2 separate regions of the Homo sapiens genome follow, and region 2 is linked to region 1. A link is a loop called in an ENCODE intact Hi-C map of the cell type or tissue named here. Cell type or tissue: B cell. All regions are shown on one strand. Each heading gives the region's core, and the rest is flanking DNA. Links, peaks and the distances in the headings are about the cores only.

The links. Peaks named below come from ENCODE experiments on the same cell type or tissue, not always from the same donor. Only the 100,000 strongest peaks of a DNase experiment are listed, where the experiment ranks them.
Region 2: it touches region 1 in a loop (3-fold over the local background); 5 of 110 quality-filtered maps call a loop at or near these places.

What each region holds. Positions count from the first base shown.
Region 1 is chr6:33,241,483-33,254,474 of GRCh38, reverse strand. VPS52 (VPS52 subunit of GARP complex) reads left to right here. Exons shown (of 20, transcript NM_022553.6): 18 at 2,504-2,615; 19 at 2,839-2,957; 20 at 3,488-4,197. The coding sequence ends at 3,634. HCG25 (HLA complex group 25) reads right to left here and starts at 4,939. Exons shown (of 5, transcript NR_044997.1): 1 at 4,820-4,939; 2 at 4,586-4,685; 3 at 3,764-3,859; 4 at 2,769-2,962. LOC105375022 (a long non-coding RNA gene) reads left to right here and starts at 7,602. Exons shown (of 2, transcript NR_187834.1): 1 at 7,602-7,736; 2 at 7,925-8,400. In B cell, for the core only: CTCF peaks have their summits at 5,808 and 6,009 (motif pointing right); DNase peaks (open chromatin) are centred at 3,814, 5,094 and 6,004; H3K4me3 peaks cover 2,345 bases; H3K27ac peaks cover 1,675 bases; H3K27me3 peaks cover 353 bases.
Region 2 is chr6:32,937,251-32,946,428 of GRCh38, reverse strand. It overlaps HLA-DMB (major histocompatibility complex, class II, DM beta), which reads left to right and starts at 5,401. Exons shown (of 6, transcript NM_002118.5): 1 at 5,401-5,676; 2 at 7,464-7,745; 3 at 8,973-9,178. The coding sequence starts at 5,622. In B cell, for the core only: no CTCF peak of the experiment used is centred there; DNase peaks (open chromatin) are centred at 1,918, 4,808 and 5,308; H3K4me3 peaks cover 7,558 bases; H3K27ac peaks cover 8,000 bases.

The sequences.
Region 1 (12,992 bases), core at 2,939-10,938:
TGCATTTAGGCAACTGTAATAGGTTGAATTTGGTTATTTAATCTCTGTCCAAAATCACATCACAAAGATGCCTTGATTATAGAAAGATCCTTCCTTGCAGCATATTAGTTATTTGACACCCTCAGTGGATATAAGTGAATATTTTGAGGGAAGAATAGAAAAGATACAATTTTTATTTATTTATTTATTTATTTATTTACTGAGACAAGTTGCTGCTCTGTCGCCCAGGCTGGAGTGCAGTGACATGATCTTGGCTCACTACAACCTCTGCCTCCCGGTTCAAGTGATTCTTCTGCTTCAGTCTCCCTGAGTAGCTGGGGTTACAGGCATGCACCACCACACCTGGCTAATTTTAGTATTAATAATTTATTTTTAAATGGAATAATAATTTCACTTTCTTCTTACCAGATCTTTCTGTCTGGGTTGTTTGCTTTTATGAGTTTTTTTGTTTGAATCTCCCTTTTACATTAAACAAAAATTAACATTTTATTATGGGAAATTTCACTATGCTATTAGAAAAGCATAGTGAACCCCCAGGCATCATCAGTGATATTCGGTGTATAGCAGTTCACGGACAGTTTTGTTTCATCTATACCAACACCTATTGCTTATCCTCCTTCTGTGTCCCCCAGTTACTTTGAATTAAATCTTATACATATACAGATGAATATTATCACTTCATCTGTATCAGAATGTTATTTTTATTAAGAAAATTATTTTTGAGATAGGGCCTTGCTGTAGTGCCCAGGCTGGAGTGTAGTAGCATGATATAACTCCCTGCAGCCTCGAACTCCTGGGCTCAAGTGATCCTCCCACCTCAGCCTCCTAAGTAACTGGGACTACAGGTGTGTGCCACCACACCTGGTAACAGATGGTTTTAAAAACTACAATACATTATCACACTTAAAAAAATTATCTTATCTAAAATAACTATTCAGATTTTCCCAGTTATTTCATAAGTGATTTTTTTTTTTTTTTTTTTGAGACACAGTTTCACTCTTGTTGCCTCCAGGCTGGAGTGCAATGGCCCGATCTTGGCACACTCCAACATCTGCCTCCCGGGTTCAAGCAATTCTCCTGCCTCAGTCTCCTGAGTAGCTGGGATTATAGACACCCACCACCACGCCCAGCTAATTTTTGTATTTTTAGTAGAGACAGGATTTCACCATGTTGGCCAGGCTGGTCTCAAACTCCTGACCTCAGGTGATCTACCCGCCTCAGCCTCCCAAAATGCTGGGATTACAGGCATGAGCCACTGTGCCTGGCCTTCATAAATGATTTTTATGGTTCAAATCAGGATCCATATAAAGTCCATATATGTGTCTTTTTTTAGTCTATAGATTTCCCTTCCATCTCCTCTGCAATTTATTTTTGGAAGAAACTGAGTTATTGAGTCATTTGTCATCTAGAATGATGTACAGTTTAGATTTTGCTGACTGCATTCCATGGTGTGGCCAAACTTCCTCTGTCTGGTGTATTTCTCATAAGTGTGTAATTAGATGGAAAGGCTTGGTCAGATTTAAATTAGTTTTTTTTTTTCTACAGGGATATTTGAGAGGTAGTGGTATGTATTTCCATCAGGAAGCACATAATGTCTTCTTGGCTCTCTTTGTGATGTTAGTAGCCATCAATTTCAGTGCCTAGATACATTAATTAGATTTCTGTATCTCCTACTATCTCAAAATTTTCCATCTTCTGTCTGTGCTACATTCTGAGTCCTTTCTTCAGTTATAAATTCTAATTCATTGTATAATTCTTGTTAATCTGTTGACTTTCTAAAACTGGCTTTTCATATCTAAAAAAATTTCCTTTTTTCAAGTCTGTTCATTCCTCATAGTTCTTACTAATTGGTCATTTTTACATCCTTTTTTTTTTTTTTTTTTTTTGAGACGGAGTCTTGCTCTGTCATCCAGGCTGGAGTGCAGTGGCATGATCTCTGCTCACTGCAACCTCCGCCTCCCAAGTTCAAGTGATTCTCTTGCCTCAGTCTCCCGAGTAGCTGGGATTATAGGCATCCACCATCATGCCCAGCTAATTTTTGTATTTTTAGTAGAGATGGGGTTTCATCATGTTGGCCAGGCTGGTCTTGAACTCCTGACCTCAGGTGATCTGCCCACCTCAGCCTCCCAAAGTGCTGGGATTACAGGCGTGAGCCACTGTGCCCGGCCTATCCTTAACTTTAGACATTGCACACAGTACAACTGCTATCCGTATCGGATAGTTCTTAAGGTCAGCAGCTATTGCTTATTGTGTCTGCTGACTCTCTTGGTAGCTGCCCTTCTTTTGTGTCTAGTGATCTTTGAGTTCATTGTTTGATCTTAACCAGGGGAACTGTATGGGCCAAAATTAGGATTGAGGATATTTTTCTCCATAGAGGATTTTCCTTAACTTTTGCAGCAGCTGAAAGATGCCATTCAGATGGATCTACATTAGTCATGATGCCAGAATTGGGCAAATCTGCTGACACCAGGACACCTGTGTATATGTGTTTGTGTCTTTCCAGGAATTCATTGAAGAGTTGCTGTCTCCCCCTTTTGGGGGTTTAGTGGCATTTGTGAAGGAGGCTGAGGCTTTGATTGAGCGTGGACAGGCTGAGCGACTTCGAGGGGAAGAAGGTATGAGGAAAATATGGTAATGATGGGATCAGTGGTAAGGGAAGTGGAAAAGAAAAATGAAAGGATGCAGATTACATGGTGGGGGAATAGAGTATGAAAGACTGGATTGAGAGAATACCAGAAAAGAGGGTTTGATGATAAGGATGGCTATACCTTGGGGAGAACTTAGTGGAGTTGAAGATCAGCCAGATCCCTCTCTGACACTGTTTCCTCCTGCTATTAGCCCGGGTAACTCAGCTGATCCGTGGCTTTGGTAGTTCCTGGAAATCATCAGTGGAATCTCTGAGTCAGGATGTAATGCGGAGTTTCACCAACTTCAGAAATGGCACCAGTATCATTCAGGTGACCTGCAAGTCCCAGGCCCCACTCAGATCCCCCATCATTAATTATTTTCCCCATCTTTTTGCTGGGCTCAGCATCATCTAAGTGACCCTTGGTCTTCAGTTACTAGCTGTGCCCAAAGTTCTGTATGAGCCCTAACCTGATTCTTTTTTTTTTGTTTGTTTTGTTTTTTTTTTGAGACAGAGTCTAGCTCTGTTGTCCAGGCTGGAGTGCAGTGGCACAGTCTCGGCTCACTGCAACCTCTGCCTCCCAGGTTCAAGTGATTTTCCTGCCTCAGCCTCCCAAGTAGCTGGGATTACAGGTGCCTGCCACCACAACCAGCTAATTTTCGTATTTGTAGTAGAGATGGGGTTTCACTGTGTTGGCCAGGCTGGTCTCGAATTCCTGACCTCGTGATCTGCCCGCCATGGCCTCCCACAGTGCTGGGATTACAAGTGTGAGCCACTGCGCCTGGCCGCCTAACCTGATTCTTAATCATCACTATTAGCACCATTTTACGGTTTGATCCCTCAATGACTTTCTTTGACCAGGGAGCGCTGACCCAGCTGATCCAGCTCTATCATCGCTTCCACCGGGTGCTGTCCCAGCCGCAGCTCCGAGCCCTCCCTGCCCGGGCTGAGCTCATCAACATTCACCACCTTATGGTGGAGCTCAAGAAGCATAAGCCCAACTTCTGATGTGCCAGAAACCGCCCTGAGATCTGCCGGTCATCTCCATGGACTTCTGCACCCCATTCCATACCCTTCTTCACCTGGGGTACCCCTTCCAGTTTTCCCCTTGCTTCCCAGGCCCTTGACATGGCTTACCTGCCTTCACTCCCAGCACCTTGCCCAACAGGATAAGCTGGATCCCCTTGGCCTTCTGAATATCCCAGTGTCTTCAGGTTTCCCAAGACCACTTCCCTGTGGGCTTCCAAAATGGCCTTTATCATTTCTCCAGTCTGTCACCCTCCTTTCCTGCTCCCATACACCCAAGGCTTGTTTCTTCCCCTGTAAAAACCACTGCCTCAATCTCTGGTTCACTCAACTAGTCACCATGTCCTGAGGCATGAAGCCTCCTCAGCTCTTGGAATTGCTGGCAAGGGGTGACTGCCTCTGAGTCATTGTGTTTTTCAAAGTGATTTCTTTTCTGTAGCTTTTTGACCTAAGATCTCAGCAATTTGAACACTAACCTCTCCCCTCCTGGCTCAAGAATTACTCCGAAGTCAGTCTGCAGAAAATAAATATTTAGTATGACATGACACTTATCCCATTTCCTTTCTCCTTCCTCCTGAAGGTTTTTCAGGTGGCCCCATCTCTAGAATGACCTTTCCTTTCTGACTACTTCCTGGGCTTACATCCCTTCTGGTGGGTGTAACCTCTAACCTCTAGCTACTCCCAGGCCATTGGAGGAAGGTGGCCCCTGGCTAAAATAGCAGATGCTGCAAGGGATGAGAACCAGGCCGCGCAGCCCCAGACACTGTCCCAAGGGCTCCCTTGGGACAAGCCCAAGCTGACTCTGGAATCCCTCCTCCGTAGCAGCTCCATAGCTCCTCTGGTTGTGGCTGTGACAGCCCCTTGCTCGGGGGCTGCAGCACCCAACCCACACCCACACCGTTGGGGCAGGGCTAGACCAGGCGAAATTCGTACCATCCGTTTGTTTGACTTGGAGCCTTCCTGCTGTCCTCGCCTATACGCCTCGTTTGAACTTAGGCTCTAGACTGGAGAGACACGGGGACCCCTTTAAGGCCTAAGAAGAGAGGCGCAGTTAAGGAAAAATGTTACGTTTCCTGTGTCCTCCACCCCTACGGCCTAAACATTCCCTCCCCAGGTCCCTGGAGAGTGGTGGAAAGCGGTTCCTCCCCGCTTAGGCCCTTCGGATGCAGGTCTAGCCCGTCGGCAACGGGAGGTGTCCTGAGTGGGTCTGTGACTGCCGAGCACACCCGCCGCGGAGCGGAGGCTGCTGCTTCCTGAGGCTGAGAGTGGATCCGGCTCCGGGCTCTCCTAATTGGCGGACGCTGGGGGGCGGCGTGGTAAGGCAGAACGGAGCGGCATCTCAGCTCTCGCCTTTTCAGGGTTCCGCCCCATATCCGAGAGCCGCTCTCTAATTGGCTTGGGAAACCGTATCTCAGCGCTTTGGCCTAGCGACTTTGAACGTGTTTGCGCCTGAGACCGAAGTGCAGAAGAGGGCGAGCGCAGGAGGAGAGGCTTGGTGAATCAGCGATTCCTGATTGGCCAGGCGTGCCTTGAGGGCGGGGCCAGAACTGCGTCCTTAACTGACCTCGCCCTTGCCCAGATCACCGCCTCCGCGTTGCTCCGGGTTTACCCCGCCTGACTCGCTGCGCTATGCGTTCCCTCACGCCTGCCGGATGCCAGGCGGCGATGTGCCAGGCTCTGAGGGGCCGCGAGCTCACCCCAGACGCCGGCCCCGGGAATCCTCTGCTCCTCCACTTTCCCTTCCCGCTACTGGTTTCTTGCCCACCCACTCCCAGGTGTCACTCTTGGGACATCCAGATGTTCTGACATTTGACCTGACTCCAGCCTCAGCGCGAGGACGGGAGAAGGGCCAAGGGTATGAGATTTTGGACAGGAGAGGCATTGGCTACTCTGACAAAGAGCGTGGATTCCCAAAGAAAGGGTCCCCAGATACCCCGCAGGGGAGACTGTCGAGACAGGCGACTTTAGCCAACTAATGCTCGCACGCGAGGAGGGCTGTGCAGGCAGGCACCACGGTTCTTCACAGCCTTCCTTCTTTCCTTCCCCTGTCCGTCGCAGAACCCAAATCCTCAGAGCTGATCGAGAAGCGCGTGTTGTTGCAGAAGTCACTGAGGGGCAGACCTGGAATGTGAGCCGTGGGGCGAAGGGACAGCTCTGGAGACTCGTGATTCCGGAACCCGGTGGGCATTCAAGTGATACTGGAGCACGCAGTTTTCGGGGACATTAAGCTCGCCCCAGGGGTCCACAGGAACCCTCTGACCCAACGGTCTCTCTGGACAGGATGATCCAGAACAGACGGTGAAGAGACAAAACAGCGTGAAAGGGAGCGGCGATACCTAAACTGACCTCCGGAGGGCAGCATGATCAAGGGAAGGAGCTGTTCTCGCTCCGCTCAAACCCCCGCGCAGCCTCTGCAGCTTACTCCTGCTTCGGAAGGCGGCGAGGTTCCACCCCCACCACCCCGGTCCCCGCCGCCCTCTTCGCGCTGAAGCTGCGGAGGGTCTTTTTCTTCAGCCCCCAAATCCTCTGCTCTGTGGCTTAAGATTCCCAGGCTTAAACCCATAACTGCTAGGGTCATCACTCCTCAAACTTCTCCCTCACTTGTTTTGCTGATGACGGACACAGGGGCCTCACAGACTCAGAAGCATCTGGAGTCATTTCGAAGGACAGAACTGTGGCAATATCCTCTTTCCCCCTCCTAATCTCTGAGAACAGTGTCTGTATATGGCACGGGGGTCCCTAGTGTCATATAGAAGGACTCGGAGATGTCCTCATGGGCTGTAACGGCCCCCGGTGCTATTCAGGGATCTCTGTTCTTTAAAGAAATATCATTTCCCCTTATTTCTCTACCTTTGTGCCCTCACCTCGCCCTGAATTGTTTCTTAAACTGGGCTTTCTGGGAAACGTTTACTTCGTGTTCAACAGCAAAGTCTCGGCATAAGGCGAGGGCGGCAGGGGGTGGGGGGCGGGCGTTTGCTCGCCTTGGCATTAATTTCAGAGCTGCTGAACGTGGACAAAAGAGAGGGAACATCCTCCTTTCTTCCATTCCTGTAAATATGGACCCACCCACCCTCCACTTAAGATGGGTGGCTTTTCTGATTTTAAGATATCAAGCAGCCTGGCGAGGTGGCTGACACCTGGGATCCCAGAACTTTGGGAAGCCGAGGCGGGAAGATCCCTTAAGGCCAGGAGTTCTAGACCAGCCTGGCCAATATGGCGAAAACCCATCTCTACTAAAAATACAAAAATTAGCCTGGCGTGGTGGTGCCTGCCTATAATCCCAGCTACTAGGGTGGCTGAGTCAGGAGAGTCGCTTGAACCTGGGAGGCGGAGGTTGTAATGAGCCGAGATGGCCACTGCACTCCAGCCTGGGTGACAGTGAGACTCTGTCTCAAAAATAATAATAATAATAATAATAAAAAGATATAAATTGGCTGGGCTTTAAAATAAAGTAGTCAGAGGCCCAGGGTGGTGACTCATGCCTGTAATCCTTTTGGAAGGCAGAGGCCAGAGGATCTTGAGCACAGGAGTTTGAGACTAGCCTGGGCAACATAGGGAGACCCATCTCTACCAAAAAAAAAAAAAAAAAAAAGCAAAAAGCCAAGCATGGTGGCCCATGCCTGTGGTCCCAGCTAGTTGTGAGGCTGAGGCAGGAGGATTGCTTGAGAACAGGAGTTAGAGATTGCAGTGAGCTATGATTGCACTACTGCACTCCAGCCTGGGTGACAGAGTGAGACCCTATCTCTTTTTAAAAAATTAAAAAACAAAGTAGATTTAGTGTGAAGATTCAAGGAAAGAAAGAGAAAGCAAGACAAAACTTTAAGGAGAGGAGAATCGAAATTGGCTGACTTCACCCTGGACATAATGGACACAGCTATTCATGTTACGTACTAGCGTTAACAAAGTGTTTTCAGAAGCAGTTGTCATTAAACCAACACATTTATTGAAGCTCTTCTCTGTGTTCTGTGATAGGCACTGCGGATTCAGCAGAGACTAAATCAAAGTCCTTGATCTCGGAGAGCACATATTTCATCTAATTGAATTCACATACCAGCCTTATGAGGAGGTGTTCTTCCTGTTTCAGGTAATGAGCTTGAATTTCAAATAATGAGTTCAAAACCATATAGGCACTCAGTGGCTGAACCTTCTGTGCCCACATTCAGCTTTTGTTCTATGACTCCAGGCTGGGAGTCATGGAGCTGAGGAGGCAGCCGGTTGTAGAGAAGCAACAGATTAATAAGTAATAGTAAATTATTGAAAAAATATTTACAGAACTGAAGGAAAAGCTGAACAGGCGGTCTTTGGAAAGGACAGAAGCCAGGATAGTTCCAGCATCCAGGCAGCAGACACCAATGGTCAGTGCTTCTACTTTGGATCAAAAAGAGAGAACTCCAATAGGCTTAGGGTGGGTCAGGTGCTCACACTCATCTGAGGAAGGGGAGGGTCCCTTGAGGAATAGTACCATAGACTACCCAATGTTGGAGGATAATGGCCCCAACGCAAAAATGGGATCTTGCCACCAGACAAATGGGATATAGATGCCAGGCTGCAAAATCCAACAAATGTACACGTGCCCAAATCCCGACTCCATCACTAATAGCCATGCAATCCTCTGACTATCAATTAGATTAATTGACACTCTTTTTTCTCTCGCTACTGTGGTACATGCAGTAGTTACCTTTATTCTTCACTTTGTTTTCTCATAAGACTAACAAGCAGTTTTTTAAAATAAAGAAATAAAAGCAAAATTGCTTATTGTCTTAGTCTATTCATTGGCAAACTAGTAACATTAAATAAACTCCAGACAGAGCCACTGGAGAAGAATCAAGTACAACTTAGTAGAAATAACACCGTATGTGTGAAGGTGAGTGTGTGTGTGTGTGTGTGTGTGTGTGTGTGTGTGTGTGTGATGGAAAATACTTTGTCCTGCCCAAACTGTAAGTCATGACCATGCCCCTCTCAGCAGAAGTTTATCTTCATCTCATTTGGAAGTTTATAAGAACACAGCTTAAAAAAAACCTGTGATTTTGGAGCAAGGTCAAGCCTTTGCTATTGCTTCCACATTTTGTTTTGTTTTATTTATTTATTTACTTTTCAGTTTTTTGGAGTTTTCTTTATTTGTTTGTGTTTTTGAGACAGGGTCTCGCTCTGTTGCCCAGGCTGGAGTGCAGAGGCACCATCTCGGCTCACTGCAACCTCTGCCTCCCGGGTTCAAGCGATTCCCCTGGCTTAGCCTACTGAGTAGCTGGGATTACTGGCACGCACCACCACATCCAGCTAATTTTTGTATTTTCAGTAGACACTGAAATACATGTTTGCCATGTTGGCTGGGCTGGTCTCAAACTCCTGGCCTCATGTGATCTGCCTGCCTCGGCCTCCCAAAGTGCTGGGATTACAGGCATGAGCCACCACGCCTGCCTAGTTTTTAGTTTTTTGAGACAGAGTCTTGCTCAGTTACCCAGGCTGGAATGCAGTGGCATGATCACAGTTTACTGCAGCCTCGACCTCATGGATTTAAGCAATCCTCCCACCTCAGCCTCTGGGATAGCTGGGACTACAGTCATGTGCCACCACACCTGGCTAATTTTTGTATTTTTTGGTAAACGAGGTTTCACCATGTTGCCCAGGCTGGTCTTGAACTCCTGAGCTCAAGTGATCTCCTACCTCGGCCTCCCAAAGTGTTGGAATTACAGGCATGAGCCACTGCCCCAGCTGTTTTATTAATTTAGTTAAAAATATATGAAAAGAGGCCCTGCGCGGTGGCTCACGCCTGTAATCCCAGCACTTTGGGAGGCTGAGGTGGGCGGATCACCTGCGGTTTTGGAGTTCAAGACCAGCCTGACCAACATGGAGAAACCCCATCTCTACTAAAAATATAAAAAATCAGCTAGGCATGGTGGCACATACCTGTAATCTCAGCTACTCGAGAGGCTGAGGCAGGAGAATTGCCCTAACCCAGAGGAGGTTGTGGTGAGCCAAGATTGCGCCATTGCACTCCAGCCTGGGCAACAAGAGCGAAACTCTGTCTCAAAAAAAAAAGTATATATATATATATATATATATGAAAAGGCTGGGTGCGGTGGCTCACGCCTGTAATCCTAACACTTTGGGAGGCTGAGGCAGGTGGATCACCTGAGGTCAGGAATTTGAGACCAGCCTGGCCAACATGGCAAAACCGTGTCTCTACTAAAAATAAAAAAATTAGCCAGGCATGGTGGCAGGCGCCTGTAATCCCAACTACTTGGGAGGCTGAGGCAGGTGGATCACCTGAGGTCAGGAATTTGAGACCAGCCTGGCCAACATGGCAAAACCCTGTCCCTACTAAAAATACAAAAATTAGCCAGGCATGGTGGCAGGTGCCTGTAATCCCAACTACTTGGGAGGCTGAGGCAGGAGAATTGCTTGAACTCAGGGGGCAGAAGTTGGCAGTGAGCCAAGATCACACCATTTCACTCCAGTCTGGGCAAAAGAGCAAGATTCTGTCTCAAAAAAAAAAAAAAAAAAAAAAAAAAAAAATATATATATATATATATATATATATATATATATATATATATATATATATACATACATACACACACACATACACACATACAGGCACTAGCCAGGCGTGGTGGCTCATGCCTGTAATCCCAGCACTTTGGGAGGCCGAGGCGGGCAGATCACAAAACAGGCAGGGCATGGTGGTCCACGCCTGTAATCCTAGCACTTTGGGAGGCTGAGGTGGGCAGATCACTTGAGCACAGGAGTTCGAGACTAGCCTGAGCAACATGGCGAAACTCTGTCTCTACCAAAAATACAAAAATTAGCTGGGTGTGGTGGTGCATGCCAGTAATCCCAGCTACTCCGGAGGCTGAGAGGCAGGAGGATTGCTTGGGGAGGCAGAGGTTGCAGTGAGCCGAGATGGCACCACTAGACTCCAGCCCAGGTGACAGAGGGAGACCCTGTCTCAAAAAAAAAAAAAAAAAAGAAAGAAAAGAAGAAAAGAAAAACAAATCACCTGCCTTATGAAGAAACAGTTTGTAATAGATATAAGACACAGAATGTGCAGCCCCTGGTATGGAATAAGTCCTTAGAAAATGTTAGTTTCCTCTCTGTCCCTGTGTGACATGAAGGGAATTCCAGGGCCAGTGCCACTTCCTGGTGGTTTCCCTCACTTAAGTGCTGTGTACCCCATTGCAAAAGCATGTCTTCCAGGTTCCTGATACCACATCCCATGTCCTCTGCCTTTGGGGCTCTCATAGGATTAAGTGTCATTTTCCCTATGAACTAGAAAAGAATCTTCTGAACGTCTGCCTTGGGACTGATGATATAGCTGAGCTGAAAGGACAATTAGTTTTCCTCCCCAGACCAACCCAACCTTCAAGGCTGGGGACTCATTTGATGCTCCCATTCAAACATTTGGAGAAAATTGTCTCTGAGTACCAGGTCTTTTTAGCATATTTTCTCCAAATGTTACATCCTTAGGGGCTTTGAATAGTAGAAGAGCCTTCAACATTGGTTCAGATGGAAGCATGCAGGCATGTGGAGAGTTGCCACTCCCTGATCCCTGAAACAAGGCTTAGGATGGAAAAGAGCCTCCTGGGGAGGTTGGCTCTGAATGTAAAGCTGGGAGAGGCACCTCCTGTCAACCTAAGGGCTTGTTGGTAGGGGCAACATGTTGACCTGGCTTCCTTCCCACTCTGAGACATCACTGGCTCTCATGCAGAGCTATTTTCCTTCTTTCTTTCTTTCTTTCTTTCTTTCTTCTTTCTTTCTTTCTTTCTTTCTTTCTTTCTTTCTTTCTTTCTTTCTTTCTTTCTTTTCTTTTCTTTTCTTTCTTTCTTTTTTTTTTTGAGACGGAGTTTCACTCTTGTTGCCCAGGCTAGAGTGCAACGGCACGATCTCAGCTCACCACAACTGCCACCTCCCTGGGCCAAGCAATTCTCGTGCCTCAGCCTCCCGAGTAGCTGGGATTACAGGCATGTGCCACCATGCCCAGCTAATTTTGTATTTTTAGTAGAGATGGGGTTTCTCCTTGTTGGTCAGGCTCGTCTCAAACTCCCAACCTCAGGTGATCCACCTGCCTTGGCCTCCCAAAGTGCTGGGATTACAGGAGTAAGCTGCCGTGCCTGGCCTTTCATTCTTTTCTTTCCTTCTTTCCTTCTTTCCTTCCTTCCTTCTTTCCTTCTTTCCTTCCTTCCTTCCTCCCTCCTTCCCTCCCTCCCTCCTTTCTTCTTTCTTCTCTTTCTTTCTCCTTCCTTCCTTCTCTCTCTCTTTTCTTTTCTTTCTTCTTTCTGGGTTTCGCTCTATTGCCGAGGCTGGAGTGCAGTGAGTGGCACGATCACGGCTCACTGTAGCCTCAACTTCCTAGGCTCCAGCGATCCTCCTACCTCAGCCTCCTTAGTAGCTGGGATTGCAGGCATGAGCCACTGTGCCCAGTGTAATGCAGGGCTCTTCATCCAGGATCCCAAAGGGCAAACAAAAATAGGAGAAAATTACATTTCATTTTCACTAATCTCTAACTGAAATTTAGCATTTTCTCCAATGATAAATGTAGGCAATAAACCTACACCGGTATTTGTAGTACATGTGACTGTTGTTAATAGAATTTACACATTTGTGTCATCTTCCAGTAGTTGCAGAAATTTCAAAATGTCATGTATGCTCACGGTTACTTTGTAGTTAGTGGTAGTGGTTAGACTCACCACTAGATCTTCTTCTTACACATTTTGTTTCATTTTGACAACTGTACTTCAATATGATTGTTTTCCTTTGTAATCCCATTTATTTTACTTTATGCAGTTGAAGATTATTCTGACACTCCACAGACTTCACCAGACTTCCAAAACCTGTCCTAGACGTAAAAAGTTAAGAAACCTTAAATCTCTAATGATGCTGTCATTTCCTGTTTTGTATTATCTTACAACCAGGGTAATTAGGAATGCCTTCTTCTTCTTCTTTTTTTTTTTTTTTTTTTGAGACGGAGTCTTGCCCTGTCACCCAGGCTGGAGTGCAGTGGCACAATCTTGGCTCACTGCAACCTCTGCCTCCCGGGTTCAAGTGATTCTCCTGCCTCAGCCTCCCAAGTAGGTGGGATTGCAGGCATCCACCACCATGCCCAGCTATTTTTTTGTATATTTAGTAGAGATGGGGTTTCACCATGTTGGCCAGGCTGGTCTTGAACTCCTGACATCAGGTGATCCACCCACCTCAGCCTCCCAAAGTGCTGGGATTACAGGCATGAGCCACCGTGCCTGGCTTGCTTTCTTCTTGTTTAAACTAAAGGTCTTCTTGTAAAATTCCTGCTTATATTTTCTTCATTATTACTCAAATTCAATTATTCATTTATTTGCCAAAT
Region 2 (9,178 bases), core at 1,179-9,178, 310 kb after region 1:
TAATCAGTATCATATTGTTTGATTATTTTGGCTTTTTAATATGTGTTACTATTTAGTAGAACTAGTCTCCATTCCTTCACCACCTTCCCAAAAAATTTATTTTCCTTTTCTTTATCAAAATATTCTAAGATACTCTTGGACTTTATTTCCATGTACATTCTATAATCAGTTTGTTAAATTCTCCTGAAATCCTACTGTTACTTTAATTGGGGTAGCATTTAGGTTAGAGATGTGGGGAGAGGTTGTCATTATGTTAGCATGGCCTATCCATGAATATGGTATATCTCTACACCTCTCAGGTCTTTGTGCACTTCAATAAAGTTTTCTTTTTTCTTAAAATTCTTATATTTGATATGTTAATTCATAAATATGCTATGGTTTTTATTGTTATTATAAATAGTAGGCAATTTTCAGTTATTTTCCAATTGATTATTGGCAATACAGGATTTAAAGTAATAAATCCTGAGTTCAAGTAATGGTTTTATTACTTAGTATCTGGGTAAATCTGGGCAACCACTTAACCTCCCTCTGCCTCCATTTTCTCGTGGGTAAGATGAAGATAGCATTCTTCAATAGTTGTGGTGGCAAAAAATAAAATTAAAAAAGGAAAAATAGTTGTGGCAAATCAGATAGACTATCCCTAGTAGTTCAAATAATTTGACTGTAGGTTGGAAGGATGGTGAACTGACTACAGAAACTATAATCCAAAGGTCAGGGTCTAGAGCAGTGAATCCTGACAGGGTAGGAGGGTGTGTGTGTGGGCGGAGGTGAGGTAAGGGGTAGATGGCAGGGGTGGGGTGGGGATTGGACAGATTGGGCAAGTAATATAATCTTGGCAGGATGTAGGTGTGTGTAGTTTTGAAAAGACACTGAAGTCACGAATGTGGTCTTATGCTATGAGGCGTGATTAACTGGTTGAGCAATTTTGTGTTTATAAAATGGAGACTTCAGTTAAAACCGTCTGCCCCAAGAACCTGCGAACTGACATGGAGCAACTTTAGGAAGTGCCTAGAAGAGATTTATTATTATGGCCATACTCTCAGAAAAAAACAAGAAATCACATTTGTGACTTCCTCCAACGTGCAGTGCCAGTGACGTTATTGTAGCTTGTCTTTGTTTTAGCTAACCCAGGCTCTCGTAGGACACCTCCTCCCTGATGGCACCTCACAGCATTGTCAAGCTTGTGGAGCTATACACCAGACCTACAATGCCAACTGCCTTCCTCCTCTCCAACACAAATCCAGCCCAGTATTCAAGGCTCATTCCAGGCCCTCTCGACTGAGAGTACTCCCTGTCTACCATGTCCATGGTGATTTCTCTCTTCTCTTTTAAGACCACTGGCCTTATTGCTTACTTACTTTAATATAAACTATTTAAAGTGTTTGTTCTCACTCCCCAATTGACGTACAAGCAAAGCGATATGGGGGCAGAATCCATATCTTCTCACTCTGTATTTTCCCAGTAATGCTTTGCACACAAACCCTGGGACTAGTTTACTGCAGGCATGTGGTGGTCAGGCTAAGGGCAGAGGCAATGGGAAAGGAGAGGACTCACTCTTTGGGTGGTTGTGTAGAGGCAATAAAAGAAAGGCAACATGTGGGAACCTGGTTGGGGCTCCATACCTCTTCGGTCCCGGTGCTATATCAATAATTAACAAATAAGTAACAATGGACAGAGCAACTGAAATGTTATTTTGAATTGGCTAGAGGTGGAAAGACAGAGCTATATCTGTAAAAATGGAAGGGTTGGGAGGAGGAGAGGAAGGAAAACACTGCTGAGCACAGGTGTCTGGGTTTTCTGTCCTTCTTTATTCTAAAAAGCTCCCTCAGTGTTTGAATTAATAGAGAAGTGAAATCCTCTCCTACCATTTCCTGTTGTGGCCTCACAGAAGGTTTCACATCTCCTTTGACTGCCGGAGCAGAGATCTAGACATAAGAGGGAACTACATTCAGCCCCACTGTTACTGGCTAGGGCCATGTTCAGTGCTGGCACAGGACCACACAGCCAGTGCTCCCTTGCCAGGGCTAGGCTTTGTAGACATTGAAAAGGATCCCAGGACTTGGTTCCTATAAGGTTAGGCTAACAGCTTACCTGGGCAGGATGGGGAGGAATGTGAGGGGGAAATGTATTGGGGGGGTGTGGGGGAAAATTCAGTTTTGAAACTTGTCAAAAGAGAAAGTGGAAGGGACGGTGGTTCTCAGAGCAGAAGGAACTCTGAGGACAGGAAAGATAAGACTTGGGTGAATTGGGTTATGGATTGTGACTCTTCTCTTTCTCTCTTTCTCAGCGGAGGCCTCACTAACTCCCTTTATTTGAGCCATCCCAGTTCCAAGATGTAGTGAGTGTGTGGGCATGCTCAAGAGAGTGTGTATGTGTGTGTGTGTGTACACATGTGCATGTGTAACAGCTGTATAAGAAGAGGAGTTACAGCCTTTAGACCTTGGGTGTGAATCTTTGGACCTGTTTTCCAACCTGGGAAATGAGGACAATTAACAAGTTTTTTTTTTTTTTTTTTTTTTTTGAGACAGTCTCATTCTGTCACCCAGGCTGGAGTGCAGTGGCACGATCTCGGCTCACTGCAACCTCCACCTCCCAGGTTCAATCGATTCTCCTGCCTCAGCCTCCAGAGTAGCTGGGATTACAGGCACGCGCCACCACACCCAGCTAATTTTTGTATTTTTTGTAGAGACGGGGTTTCACCATGTTTGCCAGGCTGGTCTCAAACTCCTGACCTCAGGTGATATGCCTTCCTCAGCCTCCCAAAGTGCTGGGATTACAAGCGTGAGCCACCATGCCCGGCCAACAAGTCTTTTAAGATGAGATGAGATATTATAGAAAGGACCTACCTAGCACTGTATCTGTAGAAGCTCTACAGATTATGCACTCCCCACCCCATATTCTGCCCATTCCAACACACTTGACAGTTCGTTAGCAGAGTTAGAGTATATAAGCAAGGTGAGTGGGGGCAGTGGCTGGGAGCTATGGCAGAGCTTCAGTTAATCTCAATTAGTTACACAACGAATCTTTCGTTTTTGGTAATAATCTTTGTATGCATTTTTTATCCCCATTTTCTTCATAGGTGTTAGATTTTCCTGAGATCAGGGACTTTGAGGGAGGGCAGGTAAGTGTGGTGTCAAGGGGCCCCTTCCACAATCCTCTTTTGTTTAGCTCACTATTTAATAAAATCCAAGAGTTCTCAGAAACTAAGATGTGAAGAGGCAGCCCTGAAACCTACTGGGGAGCAGAAGGAAGCCAATTTAGAGTTTCAAGTTAGTGATGGAAAATCCATCAACTGTATAGTTCACAATGGGATAGAAGAATGAATTGCCGTTTAAAATCTGCTTTTTCAGGCCAGGCACGATGGCTCATGCCTGTAATCCTAGCACTTTAGGAGGCTGAGGTGGGTGGATCACTTGAGGTCAGGAGTTCAAGAACAGCCTGGCCAACATGATGAAACCCTGTCTCTACCAAAAAAAAAAAAAAGACAAAAACTAACCAGGAGTGGTGGCACATGACTGTAACCCCAGCTACTCAAGTGGCTGAGGCATGAGAGTCATTTGAACCCAGGAGGCGAAGATTGCAGTGAGCCGAGATTATCCCACTGTACTCCAGCCTAGGCGACAGAGTGAGACTTTCAAAAAAAAAACCTGTGAAAAAAATAAATACGCAAATACATAAAATCTGCCTTTTCAAGACACACACGTGACCAAGAAGCATATGAAAAAATGTTCAACATTACTAATGATTAGAAAAATGCAAATCAAAATCATAATGAGATACCGTCTCACACCAGTCAGAATGGCTATTATTAAAAAGTCAAAAAATAACAAATGTTGGAGAGGTTGCAGAGAAAACGGAAGGCTTATACACTGCTGGTGGGAACATAAATTAGTTCAGCCATTGAGGAAAGCAGTTTGGCAATTTCTCAAGAACCTTAAAACAGAGCTACCATTCGTCCCAGGAATCCCATTATTAGGCATATACCCAAAGGAGTATACATTGTTCTACCATAAGGACACATGCACATGAATGCTCACTGCAGCAGTATTCATAATAGCAAAGACATGGAATCAGCCTAAATGCCCACCAACAGTAGACTGTATAAAGAAAATGTGGTACATATACACCATGGAATACTCCACAGACAAAAAAGGACGAGATCACGTCTTTTGCAGCATCATGGATGGAGCTGGGGGCTGTTATCCTAGGCAAACTAACACAGGAGCAGAAAATGAAATACTGCATGTTCTCACTTTTATAAGTGGGAGCTAAACATTGAGTACACATGGACACAAAAAAGGGAATAATAGACACTGGGCCCTACTTGAGGGTGGAGGATGGGAGGAGGGAGAGGATCAAAACACTACCTATCAGATACTATACTTATTACCTGGGTGATGAAATAAATTTTTACGCCAAATCCCGATGACACACAATTTACCTATATAACAAACCTGCATGTGTACCCTTGAACCTAAAACAAAGGTTAAAATAATTTAAAATAAATAAAAAATAAAATCTTACTTGGTATTCTCAAAAAATAAAAAACAAAATCTGTCTTTTCAGGGGAAGAAAAGTAGGAAAGCTTTATCTCATTTTCCTAGTGGCTTCATAATGCAGGGACCTGCCCCCAGGGAACAGGGTATAGTAGGGGAAACACACAGGGGTGTTTAGAGTTTGGCGAAAGGCAGGTGAGCTCTGGGCACTGACCCGTCACCAGCTATTTTTCAAGGAGTCTGAGAGGTGTTAACCTGCGGTCTACCCCGTGAGATTGCTCAGAGTGTAGGAGGATATGGTTTACTAGCTCCGGAAAGCAGCTATTATAACTGAGGAGGAAATGAAGCTTGACTGGCTAGAACAGAAGCAACAATGGAGGCCCATGGAGGGATTTTCCAGGCCCCTATTCCTGATCTCCATGGTGGCGCTGCTTCCCTTATTCTGCAGTCTTGCTTTGAGACCAGACAATTCTGTACTCTGTCTGTGCCTTCTTCCTTCTCAGCAGCCCTGCCTCTGCCACCTGCCCCAGAAGGGCTCTGGGTCCTCTCATCTCAGGACAGACAAGGGTTTTTGTAATTATCTTCTTGGGTAACCTCCCTGTAAGGAATAGGAGAGGTTATCTGGTCCTGGTCTTTTGGGAGAGCATTGAGAAGAAAAAGTTAAACCAGTGGGCAGCCCAGGCTGCATACATCCTGGGAATATTGCGATTATTCTCTCCAGTAATCTACGGAAATCTACTGGTTGTTCTGCAGAAAAAGAATTAAGAGAGACAAGGAGACCTGTTGTCTAAGACTAAGGCAGGATGACGTTTACCTAGTAACTGATGATGCTAGGCTGAGGCACTCAGTGATTTGTCTCTACATTTGTCCCTGCCTACCTAGCCAATCTGTCCCTGTTTGGGACACTGGACTCCCGTGAGCTGGAAGGAACAGATTTAATATCTAGGGGCTGGGTATCCCCACATCACTCATTTGGGGGGTCAAGGGACCCGGGCAATATAGTATTCTGCTCAGTGTCTGGAGATCATCTACCCAGGCTGGGGCTTCTGGGACAGGCGAGGACCCACGGACCCTGGAAGAGCTGGTCCAGGGGACTGAACTCCCGGCATCTTTACAGAGCAGAGCATGATCACATTCCTGCCGCTGCTGCTGGGGCTCAGCCTGGGCTGCACAGGAGCAGGTAAGGACACTTCTTCTGGGGACTCTCCCTTCCCCTGCTCCTGTTTCAGGGTAAGGGTGTTCCGTTTTGTAATTGCATTTGACACCCCAGATAGTTTGTCTCCCTGGTATACATTCCTATAGCACTTTGTACTTTGTAGCAATTTTAATGTAATTAATCTGTATAATTATCTGTGCAGTGTATATTCCCTGCTGGAATATAGGCAAGGACAATGTTCATCTTATTTATTGCTGCCTCCTCAGCTCCTAGCACAGTGCCTTGCATGCAGCAAGTGCTTCATAAATATGTGCGAAGTGAATATTTAATATTTCCAGCACAATACAAGGCTGACTCTTTCTCTTGACCCTTTTTCTCTCTCAATAATTTGCCTTACTGAAGGTCTGTGTTCTGGGCAAATTGTCATGTTTAAACATGCAAATAATCTCGGGGGGCTACTCCTATCCCTGTGCTTAGTCTTGCATAAAGAGGAGACTGGATCTAAAAACTTATCTACTACTTCTACTGACTCCCTCAAATCAGACTTTCAGAAACTTCAGTGTATGAGCTTGGTCAGTAGATGTTCCCTGAGCAGGAAATCTGTGCCAGACTAGCTGGATGTCACCAAGGCTTAGGTTCTGAGCTGAATATAGGAAAAATCAACTTTTTTTCTTCTATATGCTCACACTCAACACTTCTTTGACCAACTGTGTGAGGTTTTTTTTTTTTTTTTACTCATACCAACCAATTCTCCTATATTAGCTGGATATCCTATAATTCAATTCCATTGTGACATTAACTAGAGTTAACATAGACACCAAAGGTTAAAGACTCAGTCCCATAAGACTGCCTCCATTTCAGACACCAATCACAAGTAGTAGGTTCCCAAATTACCCACATCTTCTGTCCAACTTGCCTACAAATCAGAGGTTCCCATGACCCCCTCCTTGGGGTTGGTAATTTGCTAAAGTGGCTTATGGAACTCAGGAAAAGTTTACTTATTATTGTAGATTTTTTACAAAGGATATTTTAATTGATAATAATAATTATAAATATTCATGGGGTGGATAATGATGTTTTAGTACATGTAATGTACAGTGATCAGATCAGATCATCATCTCATTTATCATTTCTTTGTGTTGGAAACATTCCATATCCTTCTTCTAGCGATTTGAAATGATATAAAGTATTATTGTTAATGACAGTCATCCCACAGTGGTATAGAACACTAGATCATAATTTTGCATCCTTTAACAAAGGATATTTTAAAGCATACAAAGGAACATCCAGATGAAGAGATACCAGATCTGGAAGGGTCCCAATCACAGGAGCTCTGTCCCCACAGAATTGGGGTACTTCACCTCCTGGCATGTGGATGTGTTTACCAACTGAGAAGTTCTCTGAACTCCATAGTTCCGGGATTTTTATGGAGGCTTCATCATGTAGGCATGACTGATTATTAACTCAATCTCCAGCCCCTTCCCCTTCAGGGAGTATGGGGGATGGGACTAAAAGTTCCAGACTTCTAATCATGACTTGGTCTTTCTGGTGACCAGCCCCTCCTGCAGGAGCCCACCAAGAGTACCTCATTAGAACAAAAGACACTCCTGTTATCTAGGAAATTCTAAGCGATTAGGCACTCTATGTCAGGAACCAGGGTCAAAGACAAAGCTCTGTGCAGAGCTCCTAAATATACGTCTGTATGTTTTATATATTTATTATTTGTGTATATTTATTATTTATATATTTATTTATTTATTGCCAGGCCAGTAGAAGACATTGACCTGTTCTCCCTTCCCTGGCTCCTCTAGGTGGCTTCGTGGCCCATGTGGAAAGCACCTGTCTGTTGGATGATGCTGGGACTCCAAAGGATTTCACATACTGCATCTCCTTCAACAAGGATCTGCTGACCTGCTGGGATCCAGAGGAGAATAAGATGGCCCCTTGCGAATTTGGGGTGCTGAATAGCTTGGCGAATGTCCTCTCACAGCACCTCAACCAAAAAGACACCCTGATGCAGCGCTTGCGCAATGGGCTTCAGAATTGTGCCACACACACCCAGCCCTTCTGGGGATCACTGACCAACAGGACACGTGAGGAGAGAGGGGTGCAGAGGGGCTACCAGGAAGTGCAGTTAGGAGGGCAGGCCAGGGAGGATCCCACAGTGGCCCAGGGGTTTGAGATTTGAGCAGCAAATAAGAGAAAATGTGTGGATCTGAAATGTAGAAAGACGGAGGATTGAACCTCAAGGGGAACAAGGTGGCTGACGTGAGTGGAACAGGAGTAAAGAAGGGGAGGTGAGGCTTGAACCGCGAGGTGCCATGTGGGGAGCTTATGCAGAGGCTGGGGCATCTCAGGATGCATACCCAAGATGTTCTTGCCTTGTTATCCCAGATTTTGATGTTCCAGATCTGATGTGGGCCCAGGCATGGGAATATTTGGAATCCCAGGGGATTCTGACACATGCTTTTTCTCACCCTTAAACTCTTGCATTGACAATGGCTTGAAGTTTGTGAAAGTAAACTTGAAGATCTCCACAGTACAGAACAGTGTGTCTCAAGGGTGGTTTCTGAACCACCTTTCTCAGAATTGCCTGGAGGAGGTGCTTGTTAAAGATGCAAGCCCCTTAGTACCACTCCAGATCTGTTGAAAGAAAGTATCTGGGGATACAGCCTAGGAAATCTGCATTTTAACATAATTCCTTGGATTTTTATTTAAGATTGTGTTTGAAAAATGTCAAGATAGAGGCAAGCAAGAGGATCACCTAGGAGAGTAAATTAGTAAAAGATGGCAGTATTAGCAATCTCATTAGTTTGACTACATTCATTCCAAATTTAAGAGTGAGTCCTAAGTTAGGCTTGTTTCCTTGAACTATGTGAGGAGAAAAAGCTTTAACTAGCAAAAGAACGTATTAAACAAGATTTGGAGAAAAATTCCTTTTCCACCTTAAAAAAACCCAATGTACAACTCTGGATTACTCTTAGCTTCCTTATTTCAAATACTTTCCAGTTTATGTACTTGAAATAAATACAACAACTTCTAGAACAGCTTGCAGTTCAGATCTGGCTTTTACTAATTGTAATCAAACATAATTCTGGAGGAGGAAAGAAAGAAAGGGGCAATGAAGGAATGGGAGAGAAGAAAGAGTAATGCAGGAATACATTCTAACGGTTCCCCTTCAAGGGGCAGCATGGCAGAGGGGGCTGGGGTGGAAAGTGGGTTGCAAAATCTACGAAGAGTTGCGATAGGGAAGAAACCAGGTTGAGGAAGCAGCCAGAATGTCACCCTCCTTCCTAAACATGTTTTTTTCTCCTATGCAGGGCCACCATCTGTGCAAGTAGCCAAAACCACTCCTTTTAACACGAGGGAGCCTGTGATGCTGGCCTGCTATGTGTGGGGCTTCTATCCAGCAGAAGTGACTATCACGTGGAGGAAGAACGGGAAGCTTGTCATGCCTCACAGCAGTGCGCACAAGACTGCCCAGCCCAATGGAGACTGGACATACCAGACCCTCTCCCATTTAGCC